Linked DNA regions of Homo sapiens: regions 1, 2, 4 and 5 are each linked to region 3. The links are chromatin contacts, found by Hi-C or POLR2A ChIA-PET in ENCODE. All regions are on one chromosome and are shown on one strand. The core of a region is the stretch at or near the end of the contact, and the rest is flanking DNA. Distances in the headings are between cores, read along the strand shown. Region 1 holds the start of NAPA (NSF attachment protein alpha). Region 2 holds the start of BICRA-AS2 (BICRA antisense RNA 2). Region 3 holds the start of CARD8-AS1 (CARD8 antisense RNA 1). Region 4 holds the start of CCDC9 (coiled-coil domain containing 9). Region 5 holds the start of PPP1R15A (protein phosphatase 1 regulatory subunit 15A).

Region 1 (3,549 bases), core at 35-2,534, 740 kb before region 3:
GCATTCCCCCACCCAGGAGTCTCCAGCCTCAACCCAGGCCTCCTCAGGCTTTTTTCTTTCTTTCTTTCTTTTTTTTTTTTTTTTTTTTTGAGACAGAGTCTCGCTCTGTCCCCCAGGCTGTAGTGCAGTGGCTCGATCTCGGCTCACTGCAACCTCTACCTCCGGGTTCAAGTGATTCTCCTGCCCCAGCCTCCCGAGTAGCTGGGATTACAGGTACCCGCCACCAGGCCCAGATAACTTTTGTATTTTTAGTAGAGACGGGGTTTCACCATGTTGTCCAGGCTGGTCTCGAACTCCCCGCCTCAGATAATCTGCCCACCTCGGCCTCCCAAAGTGCTGAGACCTCCACAGTCTTGACTCCATCATCCCGGGTTCCTCCGTTCAGCTGTCCTTAAACTAGTCACTGCTAACCAGGGCCGTACTCACCCCATGCACCCCCCACACTTCAGACGCGGCTCACCGCTCCTAGGATCATCTAGCCCTGAGCCCCTCTGCCTGGTGTCAGCCCCCTTCAGCCTTCACCCTCACCGCCCAGGGCCCACGCAAATCCACTGCTCCAGGGGTTGAAAAGGTCAGTCCCTCGGGCAGGCGTCCTCAGCCCCAGGCCCCATCACTGCCGCCTGAGAGCCTTCAAACAGACTCCCCTAGAGCTCCGAAAAGCCTCTGGACCTGGCTTCTCTCCCGGACTCCCTCCGTCCCCCCAGGCCGGTCCCCTCCAAGGCTTCAGGACGTACTCCCTCGGTCCAGGTTCTCCCCCGCCCGCTGGCCTGTCTTCGGCCTGGGTCCCCTTCCTCGCCTCAAGATAGTGTCGCCTCGGTCCGTGTGTCCTCAGCCCAAATCCCTTCCGCCATGTCAGACCGTCTCTCCTCAAACCGTGTTGCCCCGGCCCAGGCTCTTGGCCCTCAGCCTGCGTCCCCTCTGCCGCCTCAGGCCATGTCACCTTATTGCAGGTTCCTCTCCGTCCCCTCGGCCCGAGCTCTGCGTGCCCTAACCCGCCACCTCCGAGCGTGACTCCTTCGTCCTCTCAGCCTAGGTCCCGGCCGACCCCTCAGCCCGGTTCTCACCCAAAGAGGCCAGAGAAGAAGGACTGCGAGTTCTTCACTTTGCGCTCCGCCTCGGCCAACAGCGCCATCGCCTCCGCTTCCTTCCCGGAATTGTCCATGGCGGCCACAAAGGGACTCAGCAAAGCGCCTGACCCTGACCCTGGGAAGACTCAGCCGCGGCCGGGCCGCGGAACACAGATCGGTAAAACTCGCCCGGCTGCGTTGACGTCGCACCGGCGCGCGTCGCTTGCGGCCAGGAACCACGTGACTAGCGCTGGCCAACCAGCGGCCTCGTAACGCCGCGCCCGCTCCGCCGGACACGCCCCCACCAGCCGCCGCACGCCGCCCGTGACTCGTGACCCCCCAATCGGCGTCAAGAGACCTCAACGCATGCGCACATACCGGCGAACGGCGCTCCACTCTCTCCCCAGCGCTCTGTACCTCACCTCCCACGTGACCCTGTGGAAGGCAATGGCAGTACCCCCCGCCGAGGCCCCGCCCCACGGTGTTGCTGCTGGATCCTCCTCCACCAATCAGCAGGAGCCCTCGGCTCGCGCTGGGGCGGGGGGTCCCCCACTCGCCCTCCCCGCGGAACTCTGGCACAGTCAGCTGACCGCAGACACTCACGTGACAGCTCGGGGCCCACGCCCGGGTTTGACAGTTCTGCGCAGAACTTAGTCCCGCCCCCGCGGCTGGTCTCGCCGGTTTCTTCACTTGGAAAGGCGTTTGTGGGAAAAGGAAACCGTTCTGCTTTTTCTTGCTCCCTCTGTCGGCCAGTACTAGAACTGCTTTGGGGAGACCGGTGAAGAGAGACTGCAAACAAAAACTTAAGAGGTTCTCTAACTCTGGTTTCATAAAAAATAGCTGAAGAGGGCCGGGCACGGTGGCTTACGCCTGTAATCCCAGCACTTTGGGAGGCCGAGGCGGGCGGATCACTTGAGGTCATGAGTTTGAGACCAGCCCGGCCAACATGGCGAAACCCCGCTCTACTAAAATACAAATATTAACCGGGTGTGGTGGCACACTCCTGTAATCCCAGCTACTGAGGAGGCTGAGAGAGGAGAATCGCTTGAACCGGGGAGGTGGAGGTTGCAACGGGCCGAGATCGTGCCACTGCACTCCAGCCTGGGCGACAGAGTGAGACTTAGTCTCAGAAAAAAAAAAAAAATAGCTGAAGAGAGCGTGTTAAAAAAAAATTCAGATTCGAAGATGGGCGCGGTGTCTCGTGCCTATAATCCCAGCTACTCGGGAGGCGAGAGGATCGCTTGGGCCCAGGAGTTTGAGTCTAGTTCAAGTCCCGCCTTGGGCAACATAGCAAGACTCTGTCTCTAAAAAAAAAAGTTTAGGCTCAAACACACCTCCTGCTGTCCCAGAAAATTGAGTTGCTGGTTTCTGAGACAGGGTCTCACTCTTTGGGTTGTTGGTTTTGGAGACAGGGTCTCGGTCTGTCGCCCAGGCTGGAGTGCAGCAGCACAATCATAGCTCACCTCAGTATAACTTTGTAGTGCCAGAAAGGAAGGAAGTATTCCACACGTGTGCTCACACACAAAATTAGGGGGTATGCCAAAGGAGCCAACTGAAAGAACTCCCAATGGCCAAAGCTGGAACAATTTGAGCATCAAAATAAAGTAGTATTGGATTATAATCCCAAACATAAAGTATCCATGAGCCTATGGTCATATAGATGAATATAGAACAAATAAATAAAGGGGGGAGAATAGACAAATAGTTTGTGCAGAAGAATTCCAAATAATCTGCGTAGATACTCTGCTCTCAAGAAGGTGAAGGATACCTCCCCATTCTGTAAGTATGGACTGTGCATAGTGACTTCCTTTCAAAGAAGAGGGTACAAGAAAGGGGAGAAAAAGCCTAAATTTACAGTGGAGAAACCTGACATTGACATCTAGGTGATTGAGGTTAACCTCAACATTGATAAGTCATGTGATTAAAATGGCTCTTTACTTCTGGGATCTTTCAATCTAATCATGAAAAAAACACTAGACAAATTCCAGTTGAGCCACATCCTCCAAAATACTTGCCCAGTACTCCTCAACACTGTTGGTGGGTGCAGTGTGTCACATCTGTAGTCCTGGTACTTTGGGAGGCCAAGGCAGGAGGATCACTTGAGGCCAGGAGTTTGAGACCAGCCTGTCCAACATGGGGAAACCCCGTCGCTACTGAAAATACAAAAAACTTAGCCCGGTGAGGTGGTGCATGCCTGTAATCACAGCTACTTGGGAGGCTGAGGCAGGAGGATCACTTGTACCCTGGAGGTGGAGGTTGCAGTGAGCGGAGATTGCCTCACTGCACTCCAGCCTGGGGGACAAGAGGGAGACTCCGTCTCAAACAAATAACACTGTCAAGTCATCAAAACAAGGAAAGCCTGAGAAACCATCACAGCCAAGGAGACGTGACTGCTAAATGTAATGTCTTACCTTCGGTGGGATCCTGGAACAGAAGGGCATTGAGTTAAAAAACCAAGGAAATTGGCCGGGTGCGGTGGCTC
Region 2 (3,746 bases), core at 579-3,078, 650 kb before region 3:
ATGCTTTTATGTTTGGGACATTGCATAAGGTATTCACTTGTGGAACTGATAACTTCCTGTTTACTTACTAATGATAACGGCCAGCATTTATATGGCACTTCCTCTCAGGTGCAGCTCTCCCTAGCTCATTCTTCCTCATGACCCTATGAAATGAGGCCTATTATTATCAGCATGTTAAAGATGAGGACACACAGAGGTGAGGTAATTTGTCCACTGTCACACAGCAAGAAAGTGGCAAAGGCAGGATATGAACCAGGGGCTGACTGGTTTCAGTCAGGGCCCTTACCCTCTGTGGTCTCTCAAAATTAATTTCTTCTTCTTCTTTTTTTTTTTGAGACAGGGTCTTGCTGTCTCCCAGACTGGAGTGCAGTGGCATGACTATGGGGAACTACAACCTCGACTTCCTGGACTCAAGCGATCCTCCTGCCTCAGCCTCCCAAGTAGCTGGGAGTACAAGCACACACCACCATGCTGGGCTAATTTTTGTTTGGACAGGGTCTCGCTATGTTGCCCAGGCTGGATAAATTATTATTATTATTACTATTTTTGAGACAGAGTTTCCCTCTTGTCGCCCAGGCTGGAGTGCAATGGTGTGATCTCGGCTCACTGCAACCTCTGCCTTCCGGATTCAAGCGATTCTCCTGCCTCAGCCTCCCAAGCAGCTGGGATTACAGGCGTGCACCACCACACCCAGCTAAGTTTTGTATTATTAGTAGAGAAGGGGTTTCACCATGTTGGCCAGGCTGGTCTCGAACTCCTGACCTCAGGTGATCTACCCTCCTCGGCCTCCCAAAGTGTTGGGATTACAGGTGTGAGCCACTGCGCCTGGCCGATAAATTATAAAAAAAAAAAATACGTTGAAGTAAATATTATGGGTAGTACCGCCAAGATACTAGAACACATGTTAAGGCTTAAAAAAACAGAGGCCGGGCACTTTGGGAGGCCGAGAATAGCTTGAACCCAGGGGACGGAGGTTGCGGTGAGCCTAGATCGTGCCACTGCACTCCAGCCTGGGCGAAAGAGCGAAACTCCGTCTCAAAACAAAACAAAATATAACACAACAACAACAAAATCACAATCTGTCTCGATTACTCATTTATTCAACCCGCATTCACCTACTGTGTGCACGAGCTTTTCTAGGGCACTGGGGAGGCAGAAGGGACTAAAACAAAGTATAAATCTCCCTGGGCTGCAAGCATCGGGAGGGCAGGTCCGGGGGCTCTGTGTCCCCACTGGGCCCCCAGCACTGCGCAGCGCACACAGTGGGCGCTCACCAAGCGCTCGCTAAGGGCAACGCGTGAATCCGTGTCCCGCCAGCAGGGCGTTTACGGCCTGGTGGGGCGGAAACGGACCCGACACCACCGCGGCGTCCTGGGGCTTCTGGGAATCCCATCAGCGCGGCCAGAGCGGCCGGGGACAGGCTCCGAGGCAGGCCCGACCCGCCTCCCCGGCGCCGCCGTGGCTCGACGGAGACCAGCTAGGGTGAGTGATCGAGCCACGCCTGGGGTCCCGGCCTGTCACCCCGAAGTCCCCGCCGCCTTCCACCCTGTCAGGCTCCAACTCTGGGCTCCGGCGCGGTCCCACCTCCGGGGGGAACTCCCCTCCATCCCCTCCATTTCCTTCATCCTCGACTCCCGCTATCTTTTCGGACCTGCGGCGCTCCCCCTGGACGCGTCCTCCCGCCGGACGACCGTCCTCCGCCTCAGGGGACGCGCCCAGGACGCACGGCGCCCCCTCCCCAGCCGGACCGGCGGTCTGGGAGCGCGGATCCCTTCAGCTCCCCCGCGCCCCAGCATCCGGATCAGGGCTCGAGGCAGTCGACAAACTACACCCGAGCTCGAGCAGGCGCGCCCCTGAACCCCCGGGACTGGGGCTGGGGGCGGGGGCGGCGCCGGCGCGGAGGGCCCAGTCCCCGGACGTCCGCAGCCTCCCATTGGCTCCGGGTCCCGCCGCTCGGCCTGGCGGGGCCGGGGCTGGTCCGCCCGGACGCGGGGCGGGGATTCCTGAAGCCCCTCCTCCGGCGAGGGCGGAGGGAAGAGGAGGAGGAGGAGGAGGAGGAAGGGGGTGGGGGGCGGAACACAAAACCTGAGAGGTTTTTTTTTTTTTTTTTCCGTTTGCATTTAATTAAAAAAAATTTTTTTTTTTTTTGCATACCCGAGGGGCGCTCCCCGGAACGGGCGCGGGCCCGGGGCGCGCGGGCCTGGGCGCGGGGCGGCGGCGGGGGCCCGGCAGCGGCTGCCGAGCGGCCGCCATGCGATCAGGCAGTGCGCTGACCGGCCCGGCCGGCCGGCCCCTTCTGGGTCCTCCCTTTGCAGCCCGTGCGGGGCCGTCTCGGAGACCCCGCGCCGACGGCTGCTCAAACATCAGGGTGAGTTTCTCACAATGTAGCAATTTCTCTTTAAATCTCTTAACTCTCTCTACCTGCGAGTCGGGGCTGTGACAGGGCGCAAAAGCGAGGGGGGAGTGGGGGTTGGCGGCGAGGGTGTGTGTGGGGGGAGCCGGAGCCGGGGCCGAACCCACCCCCGCGACACTCTCACACTCAGCCCCCCAGCCGGGGCGCAGCGCCCGCTGCCTCCTTTTTTTTTTTTTTTTTTTTTTCCTGCTCGGCGCCCACCGCCACCGGCACCCCCAGCCCCGCGTCTCTTCCACCACCGCCGCCGCCCCGATCCTATGGGGACCCCCCCCCAACCGGCTTCCCTGCCCAGACCCGGCGCCCAGTGCCTCCCCGGCCCTCCCGCCGGCTGCCGGGGATACAATGGAGCGGCGGAGAGAGGAGACCTAACGTTCCACGGGGGGAGGGGCGCGGAGACCCCCTCCCCGTCCCGGCCCCCTCCCCTCGCCCCGCTCCCCGCCTTTCGGGGAAGGCGAAGGCCACCGGGCAGCGGGCGGTGATCTCCCGGCCGGAGGCGGAGAGCCTGCATCTCCCCGCCTCGCTCGGCCCCTGCGCCCCCTCCCCAAATCCCTCCCGTGGGTGTCGCGGACAGTGGGGGGCCCTGGAAAGCTGGGGAGGGATGGATGGGGAAGGAGGCCACCGGGGCTCCCCCCTTCGCACCGCCCCTAAACAATGAAAGGAGTTGACTTGACCCCCAGCCCCCGGCAATAGAGGGAGGTGACCCCCTCCCCCACCCCCAGCTGAGGCTCATCCCGGAGGGGGCCGTTACGGGGGTGGGGGGGGTGAGCGCCTCCTGTCACTTCCCGAGGTTCGGGGCGGCCCCCCATCTCCTACCCCTCGGCCTGGGAACGGGAGGCACCAGGCCCGGCCGGGGCACCGCGCTCGGGTGGTGACCTTTAGACAAAGGCAGCCCTTTCCCCGGGGTGAGCCCGGACGAGCTGGGCCTGCGGCCTCCCCGGGCCCCTGCGGAGGGCAGCCAGGCCGCGGGCACCCGGAGGGAGGGATGGAGGAGGAGGGAGGAGGGATGGAGCCATCTGGTTTTCCCATCCCTGGCTGCCCCTCGTCTGCTTCCCCGACTCCTGTCACGGGCGGCCGCGGGGAGACGAGGGACCAGGGGCTGCTTGGGCCTTGGTGCGCGGCCAGCCGGGAGGACCGGGCAAGGAGCCGCGGGAGAGCTAGGCTCGGGCTCGGGCGCCGGCGGTGATTGGGAGGCACTGCGGCTTCTTCCTCTCCGCGCCCCTTTGTTTTGCTTTGTGGTTCTGAGCAGCTGAACTTCCCGGGAGGTGGGGTCAGAGGCCGCGGTGTCAGCTCTCCCGGGGAGGCCCAGGTGACAGGTCCTAGCTCTCTGGTGTCC
Region 3 (3,775 bases), core at 1,125-3,624:
TCTCGAACTCCTGGCCTCACGTGATCCACCTGCCTCAGCCTCCCAAAGTGCTGTAATTACAGGTGTGAGCCACCGTGCCTGGCCAACATTTATCATTTTAAATACTCATCTGCAAAAATGTTTCCAAGTGGGGCCACTTCCCCACCCCTCATATGACAGTGGCAGTGATATACCATATACATGGTTATTAAAAAGAATCTGGAGCAACAATATGAATGTCAGACAAATTAGGCTTCAAGAGCATTTCCCTCCATCTTACAGGGGATAAACCCAAAGAAGTTATATTAAGATTCCAATAAAAGAATGCAAGATGACTATCTGTGTAAAAATGTAATCAATGGGGAGCAGGTGCACCTCCAATAATATTAGACAAAATATATTTTACCTAAACAGCATTACTAAGTATAAAGTAGATCACTTCAATAAGAATAACAATTTTAATTTTGTGTATACATATTCACACTTTCAATATGTATATAGTATACACGGGTAGAATGATAAACAGATATAGAATAATCCTCCACTCTTGTGGGAAATCTGTTCAATAGTCTTTCAGCAATTAACAGAATAACAGAGTATCAGTAAAGATATAAAAAATTGACCAAAGCAATTCATATTCTTGACTTAAGTGCCCTAGAATAACAACTCACACAGCCATTGAAGAATCCCCATCATCCTATCTCAAGCATAGAGGAAACACATAGCATACATATGTAGCCACATAGCAAACACAGAAATGACTATCAACAAAGTGGAAGAGTTTAATGCACAGATTAAGTTATCTGAATATATGTACAATGAGTTATAAATAATAAATAATTGAGCCAGGTGAAGTAGTACATGCCTGTAATCCCACCTACTTGGGAGGCTGAGGTAGGAGTTTGAGCCCAGGAGTTTGAGTCTGGTCTGGGCAGCATTGCAAGATCCCATCCCCCAAATAATAAATAAACTAACTAAGTAATCAATAATTGAATGAGAAAAGTTAGCTCATATTTCAATATGTTCAATCTTAGGATATATACTTCTAGGCAACCACTTAGTGACAAAAATTCTGTAGAAATCCATCATTGAAAGTTCATTATGTAAATAAATGTGAAGACTAGATAAGAACCACAGAACACAATGACATTGGAAAAAATGCCACAGTAATTCTTTGAAAAAAGAAATGCAGGCCTGGTGCGGTGGCTCATCCCTGTAATCCCAGCACTTTGGGAGGCCGAAGTGGGCAGATCACAAGTCAGGGGTTCGAGACCAGCCTGGCCAACATAGTGAAACCCCGTCTCTACTAAAAACACAAAAACAATTAGCTGGGTGTGGTGGTGGGCACCTGTAGTCGCAGCTACTCGGGAGGCTGAGGCAGGAGAGTGCTTTCAGAGAAACTTCTTGATCACAAGGGGAAATCTGAAAGTTGTCAGAACAAAATGGAGTCACTTATGTTAAGATAACCCTGACAAATAGAGCCAGGAAGGCCATGAAGAGAGGGCTCTTATCCTTGCATGCCTGAAGATGAAAAAGACTCTACAAAACCCACAACCTTACATAAAGGTCTTCACAACCTTAAAAAAATATATATTTCTGCAAGGAATGCTGCCCAGCAACTGCTGGTCCAACCTAGGACTAATGTCACCCTTGTTACTGATCTTTGTAGCCAAGGAAAATTCTGTTAAAACAATATGCAATCCTCCCCATTTCTGTCTTCCTTTATCTCCCTGAATATACACATAGTTTAATACGGCATGTCTATTCCCAATTGCAATGCTCTATTCCCAAATAAACATTGTTTCCGGCTGGGCGCAGTGGCTCACGCCTGTAATCCCAACACTTTGGGAGGCCAAGGCGGGCTGATCTCGAGGTCAAGAGACGGAGACCATCCTGGCCAACATGGTGAAACCCCGTCTCTACTAAAAAATAAAAAATTAGCTGGATGTGGTGGTGCACGCCTGTAGTCCCAGCTACTTGGGAGACTGAGGCACGAGAATCGCTTGAACCTGGGAGGCAGAGGTTGCAGTGAGCCAAGATCATGCCACTGTACTCCAGCCTAGCCACAGAGCGAGACTCCATCTCAAAAAGAAAAAAAAATTGTTTCCCTTAGGAAGCTTTCATATGTTTGTTAGTTAGGTTAACACTTCTAATAATTAAAGTTATACAGTTACAGTGTAAAATTATTAGTATTAACAACATAAACATTGGTATAAAAATTATTATTACAGAAATTAAAACAAATTGAGTGTGAGAGAGATTATTAAGACTGTCCAAGCCAAGTCACTGAAGTCATAAATTTAAGTTATGACAGGATGCCGAGCTTCCAGAGGGTTTTGTTTTTAACAAGGGAGGGGCCCTATTTCCCCTTCTGACACGCTCATATGAACTTCTCACTTTGTCGTACTCCTTCCTTGCTGACTAAGAGGAACAGAACACAGAGCAGCCTGGCGGTGTCCTACCAACAAGCCTCCGTTTCTCCTTCCTGTACACTAGGGCTCCTGAAACTCACCTGGTAAGCGCTCCAGAAAAGCAGCAGGTGGTGACTTTAGGGTAGGACGGGCCAAATGGGAGAATCCCCTTAGGTCGGTTTCTCTGGTTCTCAACTTCTTTTGAAATAACGCTCGCAGAGGAGGTGGGCTTTCTGAGAACTGAGGGAAGTAAGCTCTCAGGACTTCCGGTCGCCATGATGGCTGTGGGCAGTCAATGGGGTCAGTGCAAGCATCTGGGCCATCTTTAATGTGGGCAGGAAAAAAACACGATTACACTTACTTCTGCAGAGTTTATAATATCCTTGTTCATTATTTAAAATAAAATATCTAAGACATAGGTAATAGTATATTTTAAATAAAATTGAAGCAATATATGAAATTTCTCTGGAATTCATCCAGCCACTCTCAGCTGTTACCACTATCCAGAAACGTCTTAATCCGCCTGCATGATTTATGTATTTGGTTTGTATTTTAAATATCATTTTCTGTAATATTTAAAAGTTGTATTTGCTTGGTATCCTGCTATGCATTCTCATGCAATTTGATTTTTAATCAATATTACTTTTTTTTTTTTTTGAGATGAAGTCTCCGTCTGTCACCCAGGCTGGAGTGTAATGGAGCAATCTCGGCTCACTGCAACCTCTGCCTCCCAGGTTCAAGCGATTCTCTTGCCTCAGCCTCCCGAGTAGCTGGAATTATAGGTGCATGCCACCACGCTCGGCTAATTTTTTGTATTTTTAGTAAAGACGGAGTTTCACCATGTTGGTCAGGATGGTCTCCGTCTCTTGACCTCGAGATCAGCCCGCCTCGGCCTCCCAAAGTGCTGGGATTACAGGCGTGAGCCACTGTGCCCGGCCTTGGTTTCTAAATACTATTTTGAAGTATCTGTGGAGAAATGGTTACTTCGAGGGCTGGGGCAGGAATATATAAGATAACATTGGAACAAATTCTGACGCCAGAACATGAAGAAATATTTGAAAAAGGATGGGGCATATTGACTGAACACAGAAGACAAACATGCATGACCTCAGCCTAATCGTGAGAAAACATCAAAGAAATCCAAATTGATAAACATTCTGTAAAATAATTGGCCATGCTCAGCAAAAGTGTCACAATCACAAAAGACAAGGGAAGAATAAGAAACGGTCACAGCCTGGAGGAATCTAAGGACATAACAACTGAGTGCAATGTGAGATCCTCGATTCGATCTTGGAGAAGAAAGAGGACGTTAAGAGAAATATTGACAAAATTCAAATAAGGTCTGCACATTAGGTAATGGTAAGATACGTTGACATCAATTTCCT
Region 4 (3,876 bases), core at 515-3,014, 1.0 Mb before region 3:
CCGCGCCCGGCCTTATTTTATATTTTATGATTTCATTTACTTATTTATTTTCGATACGGAGTCTCACTTTGTCGCCCAGGCTGGAGTGCAGTGGCACGATCTTGCCTCACTGCAACCTCTGCCTCCCGGGTTCAAGCAATTCTCTATCTCAGCCTCCCAAGTAGCTGGGATTACAGGCATCTGCCACCATGCTTGGCTAAATTTTGTATTTTTAGTAAAGACGGGGTTTCACCATGTTAGCCAGGCTGGTCTCGAACTCCTGACCTTGTGATCCACCTGCCTCGGCCTCCCAAAGTGCTGGGATTACAGGCATGAGCCACTGCGCCTGGCCAGTTATTTATTTTTTTGAGACGTAGTCTTGCTCTGTCGCCCAGGCTGGAGTGCAATGGCACGATCTCAGCTCACTGCAACCTCTGCCTCCCGGGTTTAAGCGATTCTCCTGCTTCAGCCTGTAGCTGGGATTACAGGTGTTACAGGTGCCCGCCACCATGCCTGGCTAATTTTTGTATTTTTTAGTAGAGACAGGGTTTCACCACGTTGGTCAGGCTGGTCTCAAACTCCTGACCTCGGGTGATCCACCCGCCTCGGACTCCCAAAGTGCTGGGATTACAGGCGTGAGCCACGGCGCCCGGCCTATTTTATTTTGAGACGGAGTCTCTCGTTCTGTCGCCCAGGCTGCAGTGCAGTGGTGCAATCTCGGCTTACTGCAACCTCTGCCTCCCGGGTTCAAGCGATGCTCCTGCCTCAGCCTCCCAAGTAGCTGGGATTACAGGCGCCCGCCACCATGCCTGGCTAATTTTTGTATATGTATATTTTTTGAGACGGAGTCTCCCTGTGTCGCCCAGGCTAGAGTGCAGTGGAGCGATCTCGGCTCACTGCAAGCTCCGCCCCCGGGGTTCACGCCATTCTCCTGGCTCAGTCTCCGGAGTAGCTCGGACTACAGGCGCCCGCCACCACGCCGGGCTGATTTTTTTTGTATTTTTAGTAGAGACGGGGTTTCACCATGTTGGCAAGGATGGTCTCGAATTCCTGGCCTCAAGTGATCCGCCCTCCTCGGCCTCCCAAAGTGCTGGGATTACAAGCGTGAGCCACTGCGCCCAGCATTTTATTTTATTTTCGAGAAGGGGTCTGCTCTGTCGTCTAGGCTGCAGTGCGGTGGCATGATCTCGGCTCACTGCAACCTCTGCCTCCCCGGTTCAAGCGATTCTCCTGCTTCAGCCTCCCGAGTTGCTGGGATTACAGGCGCGCGCCACCACAACCGGCTAATTTTTTTTGTAGAGACGGGATTTCACAATGTTGGCCAGACTGATCTCGAACTTCTGACCTCAGGTGATCCGCCCGCCTCGGCCTCCCAAGGTGCTGGGATTACAAGTGTGAGCCACCGCCCACGGCCGGTAGAACATCTGAAGCTTCTAAAGCGAACTCTAAGGTTTCATTGGCACGAGGGGGCTCGAACCACGCCAGGCTTCCAGGCGTCAGTGCCCAGTGCTTGGCATCTACTGATAGAAACCAGGAATGAGGGGCTGGAGGCGGAAACAGCTTGAAGAAAGAGGTAGAGGCCAGGGAGTGAGGACGGTGTCTCCTTTTCCTGGAAGTTGGTAATTCAGGCAGAAGGAAGTTGGATGAGCTTGCGGAACACCCGGGGGGCCAGTCGGCCCCGCTCCCGCATCCATCGCGGAGGCGCGGCCCCTTTAAGGCTCCCGGAAACGGTCCCACAGGACCGGAAGTGACCCTCTTTATTTCCCTTCCTCACGTGGTGCAGGCAGGAAGTGACGCGCCTGGCCCGGGAGCTGCGGTCGCAGAGGCCGACGGAGCCGGAGTCGCGGACGCCGCGGGGTCTCCGGGACAGGTGACCTGGGGGAGGGGGCCGGGAGCGCGCCCAGAGAAGGCGGGGCCTGAAGCCCCACGTGGCGGGGAGTGCGAACAGGCCCGGGCGGGGTCGGAGTTCTCTGCGGGGGGCGGGGACAGGACGCCCACATGGGAAGCTGGAGGGGCGCTGGCGGGGCGGGCCGTTGGGTGGGTGGGCAGGGTCGGGGCGGGGCGTGGCCAGAGCCTGGGCCGGCGGCTGTGGGCGGGACCTAAAAGTTGTGGCTGGACTGTGGGCGGGGCCATAGTGTTGCTTGTTCAGCTGTGTGGCGGGGCTCGGACGCCGGGCGGAAGCTCTGTGGGCGGGGCCAGAAAGTTTTGCCTTACTGGAAGTGGGTCCAGATTCTTGGCCGGGACGTTGGGGGCGGACCCAGAGGCTGACGCAATGGCGGGGGCGGGGCCACAATGTAGTGGGGGAGCCAGGGGGCGGGGCCAGGGTGCTGGCGGGGAATGCTGGGGGTGGAGCCAGAAAGTTTCGTCTGAGCCACGGGCGCGGCCAGAGCGTTGGCCGGGAGGCGGGGAAGCGGGGAGTTGAGCCAGAACCCTGGGGAAGCCATGGGCGGGGCCAGATGCTGACGCAACGAGGTGTGGGAGGGAGTCAGGGGGCGTGTCCAGGAGGTTGGCCAGGCCAATCGGAGGCGGGGCCAGAGGGTTGACTGGGCAGGCCGGGGGCGGGGCTGGAATAATAATAAGAGATGGTAGGGGCGGGTGTAGGCTGTTGCCTGCGAGCCAGGAGGCGGGGAAAGAGCGTGGCTGGGAAAGTCGGGAGCGGGGCCACATTAATGGCCCATGGGTGGGGGCGGGGCCAGAAGTCTGGCGGGAAAGGCGGGGCCAGAAAGTTTTTTCCCGAGCCGTGGGCGGGGCCAGAGCGGTTTCCAGGATGTCGGGGACGTGGCCCTGGCATTCCCAGCCGGATTGAGGCTGGAGCTTTGCACAGAAAATCTGGGGCGGGCCTGGGTAGTTTTGTCCTTGTTGGGGCGGGTGGAGTATTCAGTGGGGCAAAACGCCAGTTCCAGGAAGCCTCGCCAGTGAGTTCTGGGCCTGTGTACAGAATCCTTTCGGGGGAGGCGGGAGGCTGTCGACCTTCCGTAGGGCGCTGGAGACGGGACTAGGACGTCCCTGAGGAAGGCGCGGGCTTGGAATGTTCTCTGAGAGCTTGGGCAGCCAATAAGAGTGGGGTTCGGACTTTCTTTGAGCGTGGGATTGGGAATGTTTCTGAACCTTACCTGGTGGAGCTAGAATATTCGCCTGGATATGAGAGGCACCAGGATGAGCACAGGGAGGTGGGTCTGGAACTTTCTTTTGCAGGCTGGTTGGAGGGGTTGTAGTTGGAACTCTCTTGAGATAGGGAACCCGGGCTAACACTCATACCACAGGGTGTGGCGGCTGGCCTAGAATCAGCCTTTGGAGGAGAGCAGTGTTGGATACTTAAGCAGTGGGTGGGGGCCAGAACATCCCCAAGGTGGGTTTGACTAGATCGTTTACATGGGAACTGGGTGAGTCCACAAAGATCATGAAAGGGCTGAGTCTGAATTTCTATGGAGAAGATGGAGGTGGCAGTTGAAAGGAGGGAGAGTGAGGGCTACAATTCTCTTGGGGTACAGGGTTTTTTGTGTATGGCTGTGAGGATCCCGCAGTATGTTAGAGGGTGAAGTAGGTTGGGGGGCCATTGGCCTTTGTCCTTTTTTTCCCTCTGTCCCCAGGAACCCTCAGTGCTGCGTCTAGATTCTGCAGGGGAGGTTTGCTGGGACCTTGGCTCCACGCAGCCAGCGAAATGGTGAGGCTGAAAAATGGGGTCTCTAGAATCTGAGTTTTGGGGAAGGGGGCTTGGGAGGATGGGATCCATAGGGGCAGACTCTCAGACCCTGGGGGAAAGTCCCTGGTATGGATGGAGGTTTTTCCTTCCATCCCTCAACTGCCTCCCGGTCTCAGGCAGCCACACTCGATTTGAAATCAAAGGAGGAGAAGGATGCTGAGTTGGACAAGAGGATCGAGGCTCTTCGGCGGAAG
Region 5 (4,052 bases), core at 908-3,407, 620 kb after region 3:
TCATTTCCAAGCCTGTTTCCCCATCTGTGAAATGGGAACAATGACACCCTCGCACTCGGGGAGGAAACCAACCACATGTGAAAATAGGAGACTCTAGCCAGGCGTGGTGGCAAGCTCCTGTACTCCCAACTACTCAGGAGGCTGAGGCAGGAGAATTGCTTGAACCCGGGAGGCGGAGGTTGCAGTGAGCCAAGATCATGCCATTGCACTCCAGCCTGGGTGACAGAGTGAGACACCGTCTCAAAAAAAAAAAAAAAAAAAGAAAGAAAAAGAAAAAAGAAAGAAAAGAAAAAAAAAAGAAAATGGGAGACTCTAGGCTGGGGCCTGTGGGCTAAATTGGGGTAGGAGGCCAGGCACAGTGGATCACAACTGTAATTCCAGCACTTTGGGAAGCCAAGGCGGGCAGATCACCTGAGGTCAGGAGTTCAAGACCAGCCTGGTCGGCCGGGTGCGGTGGCTCACACCTGTAATCCCAGCACTTTGGGAGGCCGAGGCGGGTGGATCACAAGGTCAGGAGATCGAGACCATCCTGGTTAACACGGTGAAAAACCCCGTCTCTACTAAGAATACAAAAAAAATTAGCCGGGCGTGGTGGTGGGCACCTGTAGTCCCAGCTACTAGGGAGGCTGAGGCAGGAGAATGGCGAGAACCAGGGAGGAGGAGCTTGCAGTGAGCCAAGATCGTGCCACTGCACTCCAGCCTGGGCGACAGAGCAAGACTCCGTCTCAAAAAAAAAAAAAAAAAAAAAGACCTGCCTGGTCAACATGGCGAAACACTGTCTCTACTAAAAATACAAAAATTACCCAGGCATTGTGGCACATGCCTGTAATCCCAGCTACTCCAGAGGCTCAGGCAGGAGAATCGCTGGAACCCAGGAGGTGGAGGTTGCAGTGAACCGAGATGGCGCCACTGAACTCCAGCCTGGGCGACAGAGTGAGACGCCTACTCAAAAAATAAATAGGCTGGGTGCAGTAGCTCACGCCTATAATCCTAACACTTTGGGAAGCCGAGGCAGGCAGACTGCCTGAGCTCAGGAGTTCGAGAACAGCCTGGGCAACATGGCGAAACACTGTCTCTACTAAAAATACAAAAAATTAGCTGAGTGTGGTAGTGCGTGCCTGTAATCCCAGCTACTCGGAGGCTGAAGAGGGAGAATCGCTTGAACCCGGAAGATGGAGGTTGCAGTGAGCCGAGATCACGCCATTGCACTCCAGCCTCGGTGACAGAGCGAGACTCCATCTCAAAAAAAAATAAAAAAATAAAAAATAACAAATAAATAAATAGGCCTGGAGTGGTGGCTCACGCCTGCAATCCCAGCACTTTGGGAGGCCAAGGCAGGCAGAACACCTGAGGTCAGGAGTTCGAGACCAGCCTAGCAAACATGGTGAAATCCCGTCTCAGAAAAATAAATAATGAATAAATAAATAAATAAATAGGCCGGGCGCGGTGACTCACGCCTGTAATCCCAGCACTTTGGGAGGCCAAGGCGGGAGGATCCCCTGACGTCGGGAGTTCCAGACCAGCCTGACCAACATGGAGAAACTACGTCTCTACTAAACAAATACAAAATTAGCCGGGCGTGGCGGCACATGCCTGCAATCCCAGCACTTTGGGAGGCCAAGGCGGGAGGATCCCCTGACGTCGGGAGTTCCAGACCAGCCTGACCAACATGGAGAAACTACGTCTCTACTAAACAAATACAAAATTAGCCGGGCGTGGCGGCACATGCCTGCAATCCCAGATACTCGGGATGCTGAGGCAGGAGAATCGCTTGAACCCCGAAGGCGGAGGTTGCGGTGAGCCGAGATCGCCCCTTTGCATTCCAGCCTGAGCAACAAGAGCAAAACTCCGCCTCAAAATAACTAACTAAATAAATAAATAAATTGGGGTGGGAAGGCATTGACCCTGAGCTGAGAGAGAACTGGCTCGCTGTTGAAGCAGGGCCACGCATTTGATTGACAGTTCGTTTGTTGGAGGGGCGTGGTCACGCTCGGAAACTCCGCCGTGACGTTGCAAAAGCTGGAATCTCCGCGAGAAGTCCTGTCTTACTTCCACTTCCCACCCTTCGGGTTGCGGTCTCGAAACCCCGCCTCTCTTCGTGACGTCAGCACGCCGGGCGCGGTAGGCTATAAAAGCCTAGTGGCCATTGTGTTCGTTGCTCTTATCGGTTCCCATCCCAGTTGTTGATCTTATGCAAGACGCTGCACGACCCCGCGCCCGCTTGTCGCCACGGCACTTGAGGCAGCCGGAGATACTCTGAGTTACTCGGAGCCCGACGCCTGAGGGTGAGATGAACGCGCTGGCCTCCCTAACCGTCCGGACCTGTGATCGCTTCTGGCAGACCGAACCGGCGCTCCTGCCCCCGGGGTGACGCGCAGCTCCCAGCCGGTGAGTAAGGGGTCGGAACGCCTGGGTCCCCACGGGGCTGGGGGCCCGGATTTAGAAAGGAGAAGGGGTTGGGAGCCTGGAGTCCTGAGCCTGAGGGAGGAGGGATCTGGAAGCCAGATTCTTGGGTCCCCCGTGAAGGAATCATCTGCCAAGTAGGGGGTCGGGTCAGAATGTTTCAGTCTGCGAGGGAGGAGGGTGTGAGGGTTTGATTTGTCAATCTTCAGCAGAATGAGAGAGCTAGGGACTATGACTTTGTCGCCAAGGGAAGCAAGTAAAGACTTTTGTTCTTGGTTCTTGGGACTGGGAGTTCTGCGTCTGAAGAAAGAGAGGGCTGGGGGCTTGGACCCTTGGATCTAAGGCAGAACTAGGGGCTCAGACTCCTGGCTATTGAGAGATAAGAACAGAGCCAAGGGACAGAGATGGGCGTGGCCGAGATCAGAAAGGAATTTGGGACTCTCGCGTTGCTATTTACAATAGTTGTGTTACTATTTCCGTTGCTATGACTCATAGTCACGCCCGGATGCCATCCTCTAAATGGCCCCTAAACTTTATTTTTTTCTCCCCCTTTTCCAGCCCAGACACATGGCCCCAGGCCAAGCACCCCATCAGGCTACCCCGTGGAGGGATGCCCACCCTTTCTTCCTCCTGTCCCCAGTGATGGGCCTCCTCAGCCGCGCCTGGAGCCGCCTGAGGGGCCTGGGACCTCTAGAGCCCTGGCTGGTGGAAGCAGTAAAAGGAGCAGCTCTGGTAGAAGCTGGCCTGGAGGGAGAAGCTAGGACTCCTCTGGCAATCCCCCATACCCCTTGGGGCAGACGCCCTGAAGAGGAGGCTGAAGACAGTGGAGGCCCTGGAGAGGACAGAGAAACACTGGGGCTGAAAACCAGCAGTTCCCTTCCTGAAGCCTGGGGACTTTTGGATGATGATGATGGCATGTATGGTGAGCGAGAGGCAACCAGTGTCCCTAGAGGGCAGGGAAGTCAATTTGCAGATGGCCAGCGTGCTCCCCTGTCTCCCAGCCTTCTGATAAGGACACTGCAAGGTTCTGATAAGAACCCAGGGGAGGAGAAAGCCGAGGAAGAGGGAGTTGCTGAAGAGGAGGGAGTTAACAAGTTCTCTTATCCACCATCACACCGGGAGTGTTGTCCAGCCGTGGAGGAGGAGGACGATGAAGAAGCTGTAAAGAAAGAAGCTCACAGAACCTCTACTTCTGCCTTGTCTCCAGGATCCAAGCCCAGCACTTGGGTGTCTTGCCCAGGGGAGGAAGAGAATCAAGCCACGGAGGATAAAAGAACAGAAAGAAGTAAAGGAGCCAGGAAGACCTCCGTGTCCCCCCGATCTTCAGGCTCCGACCCCAGGTCCTGGGAGTATCGTTCAGGAGAGGCGTCCGAGGAGAAGGAGGAAAAGGCACACAAAGAAACTGGGAAAGGAGAAGCTGCCCCAGGGCCGCAATCCTCAGCCCCAGCCCAGAGGCCCCAGCTCAAGTCCTGGTGGTGCCAACCCAGTGATGAAGAGGAGGGTGAGGTCAAGGCTTTGGGGGCAGCTGAGAAGGATGGAGAAGCTGAGTGTCCTCCCTGCATCCCCCCACCAAGTGCCTTCCTGAAGGCCTGGGTGTATTGGCCAGGAGAGGACACAGAGGAAGAGGAAGATGAGGAAGAAGATGAGGA

What was found. Hi-C counts contacts between places; a loop is a spot of excess contacts on that map. ChIA-PET counts read pairs that join two places held with the same protein, here RNA polymerase II (POLR2A). Pooled maps may share reads with other maps.
Region 1: a loop to region 3 is called in a map of B cell, with 21 times the contacts of the local background. The contact joins the promoter of NAPA here to the promoter of CARD8-AS1 in region 3. A Hi-C loop is called at or near these places in 2 of 168 maps with a recorded cell type or tissue (B cell and naive thymus-derived CD4-positive, alpha-beta T cell), 3 of 37 single-sample maps with no recorded cell type and 9 of 50 pooled maps.
Region 2: a map with no recorded cell type shows a loop between it and region 3 (10-fold over the local background). The contact joins the promoter of BICRA-AS2 here to the promoter of CARD8-AS1 in region 3. A Hi-C loop is called at or near these places in 4 of 37 single-sample maps with no recorded cell type and 11 of 50 pooled maps. POLR2A ChIA-PET finds 5 or more read pairs at or near these places in 2 of 52 experiments (OCI-LY7 and activated CD4-positive, alpha-beta T cell).
Region 4: a loop to region 3 is called in a map of gastrocnemius medialis, with 8 times the contacts of the local background. The contact joins the promoter of CCDC9 here to the promoter of CARD8-AS1 in region 3. A Hi-C loop is called at or near these places in 1 of 168 maps with a recorded cell type or tissue (gastrocnemius medialis) and 4 of 50 pooled maps. POLR2A ChIA-PET finds 5 or more read pairs at or near these places in 1 of 52 experiments (naive thymus-derived CD4-positive, alpha-beta T cell).
Region 5: a pooled map shows a loop between it and region 3 (5-fold over the local background). The contact joins the promoter of PPP1R15A here to the promoter of CARD8-AS1 in region 3. A Hi-C loop is called at or near these places in 6 of 37 single-sample maps with no recorded cell type and 9 of 50 pooled maps. POLR2A ChIA-PET finds 5 or more read pairs at or near these places in 4 of 52 experiments (HEK293T, activated B cell, activated CD4-positive, alpha-beta T cell and 1 more).

Annotation. Positions count from the first base shown.
Region 1 is chr19:47,513,779-47,517,327 of GRCh38, forward strand. It overlaps NAPA (NSF attachment protein alpha), which reads right to left and starts at 1,285. Exons shown (of 11, transcript NM_003827.4): 1 at 1,065-1,285. The coding sequence starts at 1,162. RefSeq lists a silencer at 1,234-1,573 and an enhancer at 1,664-1,933.
Region 2 is chr19:47,606,801-47,610,546 of GRCh38, forward strand. It overlaps BICRA-AS2 (BICRA antisense RNA 2), which reads right to left and starts at 1,829. Exons shown (of 1, transcript NR_186352.1): 1 at 1,073-1,829. It overlaps BICRA (BRD4 interacting chromatin remodeling complex associated protein), which reads left to right and starts at 2,334. Exons shown (of 15, transcript NM_001394372.1): 1 at 2,334-2,368. RefSeq lists silencers at 1,339-1,418, 1,489-1,538, 1,589-1,668, 1,729-2,108, 2,219-2,268 and 4 more.
Region 3 is chr19:48,253,301-48,257,075 of GRCh38, forward strand. CARD8-AS1 (CARD8 antisense RNA 1) reads left to right here and starts at 2,375. Exons shown (of 2, transcript NR_040599.1): 1 at 2,375-2,494; 2 at 3,051-3,775. CARD8 (caspase recruitment domain family member 8) reads right to left here and starts at 2,612. Exons shown (of 14, transcript NM_001184900.3): 1 at 2,492-2,612. RefSeq lists an enhancer at 2,481-2,720.
Region 4 is chr19:47,254,761-47,258,636 of GRCh38, forward strand. CCDC9 (coiled-coil domain containing 9) reads left to right here and starts at 1,765. Exons shown (of 12, transcript NM_015603.3): 1 at 1,765-1,849; 2 at 3,570-3,643; 3 at 3,799-3,876. The coding sequence starts at 3,641. RefSeq lists an enhancer at 1,114-2,023 and silencers at 1,914-2,023, 2,234-2,473, 2,514-2,563.
Region 5 is chr19:48,870,264-48,874,315 of GRCh38, forward strand. PPP1R15A (protein phosphatase 1 regulatory subunit 15A) reads left to right here and starts at 2,158. Exons shown (of 3, transcript NM_014330.5): 1 at 2,158-2,388; 2 at 2,962-4,052. The coding sequence starts at 2,971. RefSeq lists enhancers at 1,103-1,715, 1,716-2,327, 1,986-2,045, 2,156-2,265, 2,926-3,015 and 3 more and cis regulatory regions at 1,805-2,378, 2,565-3,065, 3,225-3,725.